2 separate regions of the Mus musculus genome follow, and region 2 is linked to region 1. The links are chromatin loops, found by intact Hi-C in ENCODE. Cell type or tissue: heart. All regions are shown on one strand. Links, peaks and the distances in the headings refer to the core of each region. The heading gives the core; the rest is flanking DNA. Region 1 holds the start of Clic5 (chloride intracellular channel 5). Region 2 overlaps Clic5 (chloride intracellular channel 5).

Region 1 (5,371 bases), core at 266-5,265:
AGAGCCATGTCTAGGTCCATGGCTATGCAGTGGCAGGGGTCAGTGTAGCTGTGCATGGTCCACATTGTCACTAGAGACCATGGGGATGACTATTTTCTGATTTTCTAGGCAGCTACCTAGAACCACATGAATGCCCAGGGACTGTTTAAAAAAAAAAAAAGGAAATCAAGGTCATTTGGGGAGTTCAAGTCTAGCCTGGGCTACATGATATGCCAGTAAATGAAGAGAACAAGGACTGGCATCTTAGCATTTGAGCAGGGCATTTCCCACACCCTTTTTGAGCGCAGGCTTGCTCAGTGGCATCATGACACTAATCCCCCCCCCCTTTTTCTTTCCTGAGCTACTGGAAGGGAGCAGACTTCAGCTCACCAATGGCTGTGACTATAATATTGGAAGGTCCCGTGGGGTCATAATTAACTGTTTTCTTCATTTTACATAGGAGTGAAATAATCTTCATGAATAAAGATGGGACGCTCCAGTGAGTGAGACAAGCTCTCGCTGCACTTCACATGCCCTAGGACGCTGCCGTGTATCTACTGCAGTAGACACAGATGAGCGCTTCACGTGCCCTAGGATGCTGCCAGGTATCACTGCTGTCTCACTGCAGTAGACACAGATGAGAAGTACTGTGCATGGCAGGGCAGCACGAGTCTGTGAGACTCACAGGACAATAGTTTAGATGGGCAGACCCAGTGTTGTACTGAGCAGGGGAGGGCTGGTCTTTAACAGGCTGTTGAAAATGACCCACATCATGGCTCCGGGTAGGGCATCCTCTACCTGAGTTTCTTCATAAGAACCAACCAATCCTCTCCTTCAGAAAACACCTCTGCTACCCAACACCAGATGCCAGAGACTTTCTTTCGATGGGAATCCAAAATGGAGGCCCTGCAGATTTGGGGGAAAGTCTGATTCTACAAGTGAGCCAGAATCCTGCTCCTCTATAATGACACCATTGGAGGCTCAGAGAAGCACCCTCACCTCACACACAGGTTATTCAAGGCATGGTTTCTCAGTATAGCTCTGGCTGTCTTGGAACTTGCTCTGTAGACCAGGCTGGCCTGGAACTCAGAGATCTGCCGGCCACTGCCTCCGGTGTGCTAGGATTAAAGGCGTGCGCCACCGCTGCCCGGCTGACCCAGCTTTTGTGTTTCCCCTGTGGTCATAACAGTAACCAGAAGCTCAAAAATGAGGATGGGCATCGAAAACATCTCTGCCATCAATCTGGTCTCAGAGCCACAAAGGCTCTTACTATGTGCTTTTCTTTAAGTGAGCAGGTGGGTGACAGCACGGGCATTCTAGAACTCTTTTGGGGGCCACTTGGGCTGTGGAGTAAGCGTTTTCATACAAGTAGACAAAATCTCCGAACGCTGCCAACGTGAAATTCCAAAGACACAGGTAGAATTGGTCTCCACGCTTAGTGCAGGGCAAAGGGCTCCTTTGGCTCAAAAGAACCAATTTGTGTCTGAAATATCGCTCAGGGAACCTGACACTTGAAGCTCCTACTCCCAGGGAACCTGAGTAAGCCCAAGACTGGCTCTCAAGGAAAGCGGCAAGGTTTTCTGAACGCAGCATCCAATCACCCTCCCTGCTATGGGCCTGGGCACCCAGGCCCCCACGGCCCCATCCTGCTCAGACTGGGAGGCGATCTAGCCTTGTTCTTACCTAGGTCTGCCAGCACACCCAAAACTGCTGCCTGGAGATTAGCAACATCACTTTGTAGACATAAAATAGGTTGCAACAGATTATCTATATTAAACTTTCAATATGTATATTGAATTGTGTGTGTGTGTGTGTGTGTGTGTGTGTGTGTGTGTGTGTGTGTGTGTGTTTCAAAAGTGTCAGAGAAGAGAAGATTGTTATTCGGGTTTACACAAACTTAAACCCTTCTGCTGAAGTCTATTCAACTCGTTTAGAAACAGGTGGTTTAAGCAAATTAACACCTTTCTGCTTCCAGGTTATGTGCACGACCTTTAGACCCAGTGTGTTTTCAGCGCTCTGCACTCTATTCTTGGAAAACAGCACTAGAGGATTTTATTCCCATTTGTGAAAGCCCTAGGTAATCAGGCAGTAGAGTTCGCCCCTCCCCCAAGGTCCTGGCGACTCTGCAGCCCAGCCCAGGGCTGCTTTCCTCCGCCTCAGGTTTCCCGGGTTCTGCTTCTGCAGTGTCCCAGCAAGGAGGGCTGATCAAATGTTTCTGCCTACACCTGCGGACCCGGCCTCCAGTCTCCCGCAGCTTGCAAAAGAAAAAACATTAGAGCTGCTGTCTGGTGTCTGCTACTGCTCAGGGGAGCGCCCAAGAAGCAGGGGGGCGCTTAATTTGGTTCTGCAAGAAGCTGTTGCTTTGCAGCCCAAGTCGAAACTGACAGGTCCCCTGGTTACCTGAGACGGTCCTGTAGAGTCATAATGACAGTGATAATAACAGCAGGGAACTGGGTGTTCATTTTTTTCTCTCCTCTACAAGTCACAAAGCAAGAAAATAGCTTTGTGGCCTTCGCTTTTATTTTAGTGTTTCTGAGTAAAACAAGAGAGGGTGGGTACTAGAAAATGCTGTTTTTGTTGTGCCAAAGAGGATCTCTCTCTCTCTCTCTCTCTCTCTCTCTCTCTCTCTCTCTCTCTCTCTCTCTCTCTCTCTCCCTCCCTCTCTCCCTCCCTTCCTCCCTCCCTCCCTCCCCCCCCCCCTCCGCTAAAGAAGAAAAGTTTACTAGTCTAGCCAGATTCCCCTGTCCCTATATCTGGAGACATCTTTCAACTTGGCCAAGATCCCTTCCCTTGGAGCTCAGGATCTGCTCTTCCCTCCGAGCTCAGGATGAGGGACGGCAACCTGTCCTACAATGTTTGGTAGACTACGGGTTAACTCTTCAAGAAGACAGCCACCTGCCAGATCGAAACTCACACCCTTCTCCGGAAGCCCCTGGCAGAAAGGCCACCGGCAGGACCAGGAGGGCGCTGGACTGTGCTCCCTAGGGAGGGTCTCAAGTCCCAGAGGGACCTGCGTCCTGACACTTGAGATCTCCTCATCTCCAGCCCGGGAGGAGGCCCGCGAATGCCGACCTACCTTCACGAAGAGCTCGATCTCGGGGTCCCTGTCGTCCCCATTAGTTGTCGCTGAGTCCGTCATGCCGTTGGCGCCCCGGACCACGGTCCCGGGCCGGAGAGGCGCCACCTCTGCAGCACTTCAGGCTCCTGCTCACAGCGGGGGCCTCTCTTTTGCACGGTGTTTAATGTTTTCTTTTTTTAAGACTACCAGTTTCTCATCAATTTCTCCAAGCAAGGACAGCGATGCCTGAGAGATCAGAGTCCCAGGTGTCACGCGGAAAGAGAGGACTCCAAGAGCCAGCAGGGGGCTAAAAGGAAAAGCGAGCTAAGGGATTGACAACAGGTCCCAAGAGCAACAAGTGCCTGACTGCTGGGAGGTGTCACAGGATCCGAGACTGTCAGCGATCCCGCGCCGCTGCCGCGGGTGCGCCCAAAATAGACCACGGCCGCGGGGCGGGGTCAGTCCGGGCGGGGACTGGAGGGAGGGGGACACCCTGGGAACTCAGCATTCGTTGGGCCCAGTCACATAGGAGACCCCTCAGTGTACGAGCTCAGACAGAGCTAAGAATGTTCTGAAGGTCATGAGGGACAGAAAGAGTGGTGTACAGAAGATGATTTTCAAGGTTTGTTTTTTTTTTTTATTTTTAAATTTTTGTTTTTTAATGAAGAGGTTCAGTTAGTCCATCAAAATCACGCACTTACAATAGCGTGGAGCGAAGAAAAGATCCTGAATTCGCTGAGCTTGCCATTTTTGCTCTGTGCAAGTGGAGAGGGAGTGGGCCAGGAGCAGGGGAGAGGCTGAGGGGTGAGCCAACCAGTAAGGTGCTGGAGTCAGAGATCTGCAGCTTTCAACTTTGTGGGGTTTTCATTCCCTTGCTTGGTTTTATTCTCCTCTGCTTTCTTATTCTCTCTCTCTCCCTCCTCCCTGTCTCCCCTCACCTCCTTCTCCTCTTCCTGGTCCTGCTCCTCCTTCTCTCTCTGCCTCTGTCTCTGATTCTGTCTCTGATTCTGTCTCTGATTCTGTCTCTGATTCTGTCTCTGTCTCTGTCTCTCTCTCTCTCTCTCAGAGAGAGAGAGACAGAGACAGAGAGAGAGAGAGAGAGAGAGAGAGAGAGAGAGAGAGAGAGAGAATTCTATAGCATAGGCTGGCTTTGGCCTTAAACTCACTATGTAACTGAGACTGGTTTGGAATTCCTCATTCTCCTATCTCAAAACCTTCTAAGTGCTGCTTACAGGTGTAGGTCACCACATCCAGCTTTCTCTTTCTCTTTCTCTTTCTCTTTCTCTTTCTCTTTCTCTTTCTCTTTCTCTTTCTCTTTCTCTTTCTCTTTCTCTTTCTCTTTCTCTTTCTCTTCCTCTTCCTCTTCCTCTTTCTTTCTCTTTCTCTTTCTCTTCCTCTTCCTCTTTCCCTTTCTTCCTTTCTTTCCTTCTTTCTTTCAGAACTATGATACAGATATACTGTGCTCACATCCTGTAAGCATAGCTCAATGTATTTTCACCAGCTGCTACCAGCACTAGATGAAGGAATAAAATATTGACTTCTTGCTCTTTTTTTTTTCTTCTGCTTTTCCACTCACCCAAGGTAACCATGACTCAGACTTGAAATAGTCTAAAGTGAGAGTTAGGGTTGGTAGGTTGAAGCTACTAACGCTGGTTTCTTTCAACCATAATGGCATTGGACACATTTCCCATAGATATAGACTTTGGTAGAGGTGTTGTTAAATCACGGAATATAAGAAGGTTCTTGATAAATATTCTCTCATGCTTTTCTGAAGTTCTTTCCTCCCCTGCCCCCACATTCCCACCTCTTATTTCTTTTTTACAAGTAGTTGCAGAGCTGGGGAGATGCTCCGGATGTGAAGTGCATGTCAGGCAAGCAAGAGGCCTTGAGCTGGGAACTCCATCAACTCAATTGGGCAGGCTTGGTGGCTTGGCTCGGCTCCCAGGCCTCTGGAGGTGGAGACTAAGCAGATTCTGGGTTCAGGTGAAAGACCTTGTGTCCATACAAAATAGAGAAAGCAATCAAAGGTGTTTTAATCATTTTAAATGGTGCTATTAGCCTGGCTTTATAAAAGTAAAGAAACTGAAGCATGGAGTACTTAAGAAACTTGACTCTATTCCTCAACCCAGGAAATGGTAGAGTCAGAATTTGGATACAGATAATTGATACTTCAGCAACTACTCAACTAACTCAACTAACTGATTTTTTTTTTCACTTTGTGAACACTACACTGAGAGAAGTGCAGGTCTGGTTGTAATCTTTGAAATTAAAATCCACTTCAGTGAGGCAGTAACAGAAGGGAGGAACTGCAAGGGTGTCACATGAATGAGGAAG
Region 2 (5,371 bases), core at 54-5,053, 51 kb before region 1:
TCTCCCAGGTACCAGAGCTGGTGAGAGTGTGATGTGCCTCACAGAGCTCAGCGCCTGACACAGCCCAGGAGCAACATTTGCTGACAGGTAAACAGAACTTTGAGAGAAACACAGAAAAAATGATTGTATTCTAACTCTGCTTCCCTTCCTGAGAATGCAGGCATGTCCTTGGGGCAGGAACTCAGGGCTTCTCGTGTGACAGGATTGCACCAACCGAGCCGTATCCCCAACCCTTTTACACGGCTTCCCTTCCCAGCAGCCAGGGAAAGTCTTACAGCTGACAACGGCCCAGCTTACAGATCTTACAGCTGAAGATCCTTCCGTGGCGACCCTGCAGCACTGAGCTCATGCCTGACTCTGTCAGGAACGCCGGGGTTTCCAGTGTAACAACGAGGTAGGATTGTTTTCATCTCTGATTACTGTATTCTGCAATTAATGACCCCAGACTCGGCCATCTTTTAGACTATGTCTCTTACCTCCTCTTGTATCAGCAATAGCTAATCTGCCCCCGTGAGAACTCTCAGCTCCTACACCTGCCAGTCCCAATCTGTATTTGTATGTATGTATGTATGTATGTATGTATGTATGTATGTATGTGGCTTGCTCAGACTTATGGCTCCTGGTGTGGTCTCAGTTTCCTGGTTTGTCATCATTACATCAGCCTTTTATCCCTTCTACTGAAGATGAAGAAGTTTGCACAATCTTGAGCTTTTCAGGAGAATAAGGCTGGTGGGGAGAGAGGGGGGAAGGGAGAAGGAAAGATGGAGGGGGAGGGGAGGGGAGGGGGAGGGAGAGGGAAAGATGGAGGAGAGGGAAAGATGGACGGGAAGAGAGAGGAGGAGGGGAGGAGAAGGGGGAGGGGGAGAGGGAGGGGGAGGGGGAGGGGAGAGAGGGAGATCTTCCCAGGTCCCCTAAAGGCACTCTGTAGGAACTGACTGGCAATACCTATGGGTAACTTGCCTTAATGCACCCACTCTGAGATTGGCATTCCATTTTGCTAACCTCAAACTGAAGCAGCCCCACTGGAAATCTACCTTCCCACAGCTAACTCTCTCCCTGTCCATAGGTCTGTAAAGAACCAGCTCATTACTTCTCGGGGGTTAGGGTCTCCTCCAGGAACTCTTCAATCTTGTTGACATCTGTCTTCACATCCCCATTGAAGGTCAGGAAGGGCGGGTGCGTGCCAGGAGCCAGGTTGTGTAGATCGGCTGGCTTTCTGTGGAGAGAGTAAGATTCCAGTGATGGTGTGAACCATTGTCCCTCTGGTTCTGAGAAGCCTATGGCATGAACTCTGGTCTGGGGTTAATCAACATGCTTGTAGCATAACCAGATTTGTGGTACTAGGTGTGAGACAGTAGGAGCTGGATAGAGCTCTGTGGGCCTGTGGTGTGAAACCGAAAACTCATCCACAGGAAGAAAATGGCAGAAGTAACTCACAAGTGGAAGCTGAACACAACTGAAAAGCCCGGAGAGGATCATGGTGACCGTCTAAATTAGCTCCCGGCTTTAACTGCACAGGACTGTGCTTCCAAATGCCCTCTTACTAATTATTCCAACAAAACACACAATTCCAGGCTTGACAAATTAACACAGCGGGGCTGAAGAAATGGCTCAGCGGTTAACTGGCCTCCACAAACAAAAATAAGTAACACATTGGATCCTAAATGTATTTGAATACTATATTACTATATGCATGTGTGTGTGTGTGTGTGTGTGTGTGTGTGTGTGTGTGTGTGTTTTGGGGACTTCTTCAAGTTCCAATGCTCCCATTCTGAGTAACATACATTTTAATATGTAGCAATTAACATCTAATATTGTTCAATCTCTTCCTAGACTTCACAAATATACACACATATAATTTGCCTCTAAATGATCCCTGGCATGGAGGATCCATGAGAGAGGGAACTAGTAATTGAAAACCAGACTGTTGGATGAAGTCAGTGTGTTCAAGGAGCATTATTGCTGTTTAACCAATGGACCCTGGTGAAAACTCATGGGGTTAGGTCCAGAGGCCTACGTTCAATATTGCAGATCAGGAAACATCAGGGAGGCTATGGCTAAGGGTTCTACATCAAGAACTATGAGCTGGGCTTGGTGGTCCATCCATTCCTGTTATCCCAGAGCTTGGAAGGCTGGAGCAGGGGGATTGCTACCATTGTGATACCAGCTTGGGCTACAGACTAGAATACCGTCTCGGAAATTAATCAAACAGACAAAGAGTTCCCAACACCTACATTCAGTTTCCAAAACCCACAAGGCAGCTAACAGCTCAGAATTGCCTGTAAATCCAGTTGCAGGAGGACTGATGCCCTCTTCTGGCCCCTTCAGGTACTGCACACACACAGTGAACAGACACACATGCAGGCAAATCAGCCACACATGTATAATAAAAAATTAAATTTAAAAAGGGTTAACTTTAACTGTGAAATTAGAACTCAAAAGTTGGTCTGATATTGAAAAAACTCCAACCCAATTATGAAAGTTTGTGCTTTTCAATGAATGCCAGGGACCAGTAGGCAGCTATCCTACAGGAAACCAGTTAATAATCCAACATACTTCACCATTTACTGTTTTTAATCTTAATTTGAGCACACATTTTTAAAAAATATAACCATTATGATTTTAATTTTACTAAAACTTAGTTGTTTTGTGAAAGATTTTTAAAATTAATTTAATATATGTAAATTGAAGATCTCCCCAGTCAGAAATGGAATCTTTTACAATAAAGATTGAGGGCACTTAAGGGGTACTTATAGTTATAAATAATCCAATTCCAAGGAGTCACAACTTCATTTATCTAGTAGGACTTGAGTAAACACAATGACTCATGTTGAGGAAAGCAGTTTCCTTTTGTCTCAGGTTTTCCCGGGACCAGTAAAACCTTATAGATGAAGGCTACCTTGCCAAACTCAGTCCTTCTGAAGAGAGAATACAGGCCCGCTTGTCCCAACTAGACAAGTGAGCTGAGGCAGAAAGAGCTCAAGTTCAAGGCCAGCCTGGACTCCCAGAGTGAACTCAGGTTTAGTCTGGGAAAGTTCGCAAGATCTATATCAAAACAGAAAGTACGAAGAGGGAGCCGGTTTGAAATAGCAAGCCCTTGCCTAGTATGTGTGAAGCCCTGGTTCCATCCCGGACTCCATACCAAAGCATAAACAAGAAAGGTATCTTGCTATGCTGCTCGCAGTCACTCTTAAATCTAAGATAACCCAGTGTCGGGAACCTCACCACCTTTGCAGCGCACACAGGAGACACTGCATGCATCAGGGAGAGGGAGATGCTGAGGTCCTCGTGATCCAGAGAGGCAGGGGAAGATGTTAGGGAAGAGTACAGCAATGTGGAGCATGCATCCAATGAATGAACAAGGAGTAATCAATCGAACTTTCTAGACTCAGCCCTCAACAGTGCCTGGTGTGGTCCCTGTCGGTGCTGGATACTTAGTATATTGAGTGCCACAGGGAAGGTACGTCAAGAACGCAAGAAGGACATTGCGTCTGTTAGTGCCAGTGATGTGGTGTGCTTCTAAAATCCCTCCTGCCAGGTGGTCAAATTCCTGAGCCAGTATCAAGGAAGGAGGGGACGGGGTGGGGTGGGGGTGTGGCTTAGCAACAGGAAGTGGAGACTCCCGGCTGTACTGAGGAAACAGGGTAGGGCTCACGCAGGAGTCTCAGGGCAGCCATGGGAGTTTCCATTCTCTGAGTTTGCAACATTCTTTGTGGCCACTGGAGCAGAAAATATGAGATGGAGAAACTGTAAAATGTCAACGAGAGGGGGCAGAGGCTTCTGTGAGGAGACAAATTCCTGGTCTAATCAGCTAGGGAGGGGACGACAAGAATTCCAGTGACAGCTCCCAAGTCACTCCCAACAGGCTGCTTGCTCTCCAGCCTCCTTCTGTGACACTCAAACAACTGAGACTAATTTACTTAGTTCCTTGTTGACTCAGTGTGCGTCCCTCCCCTCACATAAAGAGAGGACATTCTTTGCAGGCTGCTCCTGTTTTGTAACTGACACTGGCCAGGAAGGAAGTCCTCTCTGGTCTTATTTTGGAGCAGTTACTGTGGCTTAAAGACACAGCGGTCTGTTAGTCTGTTGACGGGGCAGCAGTGTGGTTTTGTTTGTGACGGGGCAGCAGTGTGGTTTCGTTTCTGGGATCCTGGGGGTACTTTGGCTGCTAGGTTCTGACACCTTTGGGACATGCCACTTCTGGCTCCTGAAGCTGGGCATTGTCAAAAGCATGCTGGCCAGCGCCACCCCTTCCTCTCTCAGTCAGCTCCCACCCCCGCAGTTGGAATTGAAATTACAGAATTCCATGTCTCCAGATTGGATTTGTGAATTATTTCACGGGCCTCATCCTTTCTTTAGCTCCCTGATTCACAGCTCCATGAGGGGCGCCGGGTTTCAAGTTCGTGCAGCAAGCCAAGTAGAATCCTAAACATAAACCCATGGCCCACCTCTTTAAACCCCTAACAGCACTCTCTCGGATTAAAAACTGGGATAAGATCAGTTTTCATAGGAATTAGTATTTGTGTGCGTGCGGATAGTGCTGTAAACAAAGGTGACCACCAAGGCAGCCTTAGAGGGATGTCGGCAGGACTGGGTCTGATAATGTGTGTGAGAGAAGCAGAAGCATCCTTAAGATGCCCGAGAGACTCCGTCCCCTGCCTGAGCTCCAGCTTGGAACTCTAGTGAGAGTTCTCTCCTACGGATGAGAATCTAAAGACTCTGGTCTCTCGGAAAGGAAGCTCCTTGCCCAGGCTCTGGGATCCTGCTCGTTTTAGTTGTTACAGACACAGGCTGCATGGGAGGTACATGCTCCCTTACTGTGCCAGACACTAGGATCTTAGCAGCAGCCCCTCTATTTCCAGCTGGTAGGAGACCTCAGTGGGTCTGCTCGGCTTCCTTGTCTAATATAGAATGCTGGAATTTCCCTTATGAAGTACCTATCACGGGATTTTGCAGGGGAAAGCCATCAGCAGTTAGGAAGCATTGGAGTTGTAGATGTTACGACGAGGTAAGGCACTAAAGGATGACTCCGCCTGAGGAAGCTCAGATCGGACCTAGGTGAGTTTCAAGGGAGGCCACTCCGGACAGTGATGGGTTACAGAGGCCTTCCCAAGAAGTTGGGACTGAAACTGAGCCTAGAGGCAGGAGATTCTCAAGTTCCGAGGAACGAGGAGGAGAAGCCTGACGAATGTAGAAGAAGCCTCTTACCAGGAGCTTCTGGGAACAAGAGCAGCCCCGAGGGCAGATGGGACCCAGGGAGGAGCATTAGACCTGAACAGAGTAGGCTGTTTTGGAAGCCTTTCCACCATGGGCTGGAGGACGTGGCCAAGCTTTGCTGGACACTGTTAGCCGCCACGGAGTTAAGACACCT

What was found. Peaks named below come from ENCODE experiments on the same cell type or tissue, not always from the same donor. Only the 100,000 strongest peaks of a DNase experiment are listed, where the experiment ranks them.
Region 2: a loop joins it to region 1, with 6 times the contacts of the local background. A loop is called at or near these places in 6 of 42 quality-filtered maps.

What each region holds. Positions count from the first base shown.
Region 1 is chr17:44,186,646-44,192,016 of GRCm38, reverse strand. It overlaps Clic5 (chloride intracellular channel 5), which reads right to left and starts at 3,445. Exons shown (of 6, transcript NM_172621.2): 1 at 3,056-3,445. The coding sequence starts at 3,118. In heart, for the core only: a CTCF peak has its summit at 3,335 (motif pointing right); DNase peaks (open chromatin) are centred at 2,106, 3,026 and 3,366; H3K4me3 peaks cover 2,480 bases; H3K27ac peaks cover 1,582 bases; H3K27me3 peaks cover 1,445 bases.
Region 2 is chr17:44,237,879-44,243,249 of GRCm38, reverse strand. It overlaps Clic5 (chloride intracellular channel 5), which reads right to left. Exons shown (of 6, transcript NM_172621.2): 3 at 1,091-1,216. Among named protein-coding and RNA genes, the nearest start is that of Clic5, 52 kb to the right of the region's middle. In heart, for the core only: a CTCF peak has its summit at 2,327 (motif pointing left); DNase peaks (open chromatin) are centred at 3,629 and 4,019; H3K4me3 peaks cover 929 bases; H3K27ac peaks cover 1,866 bases.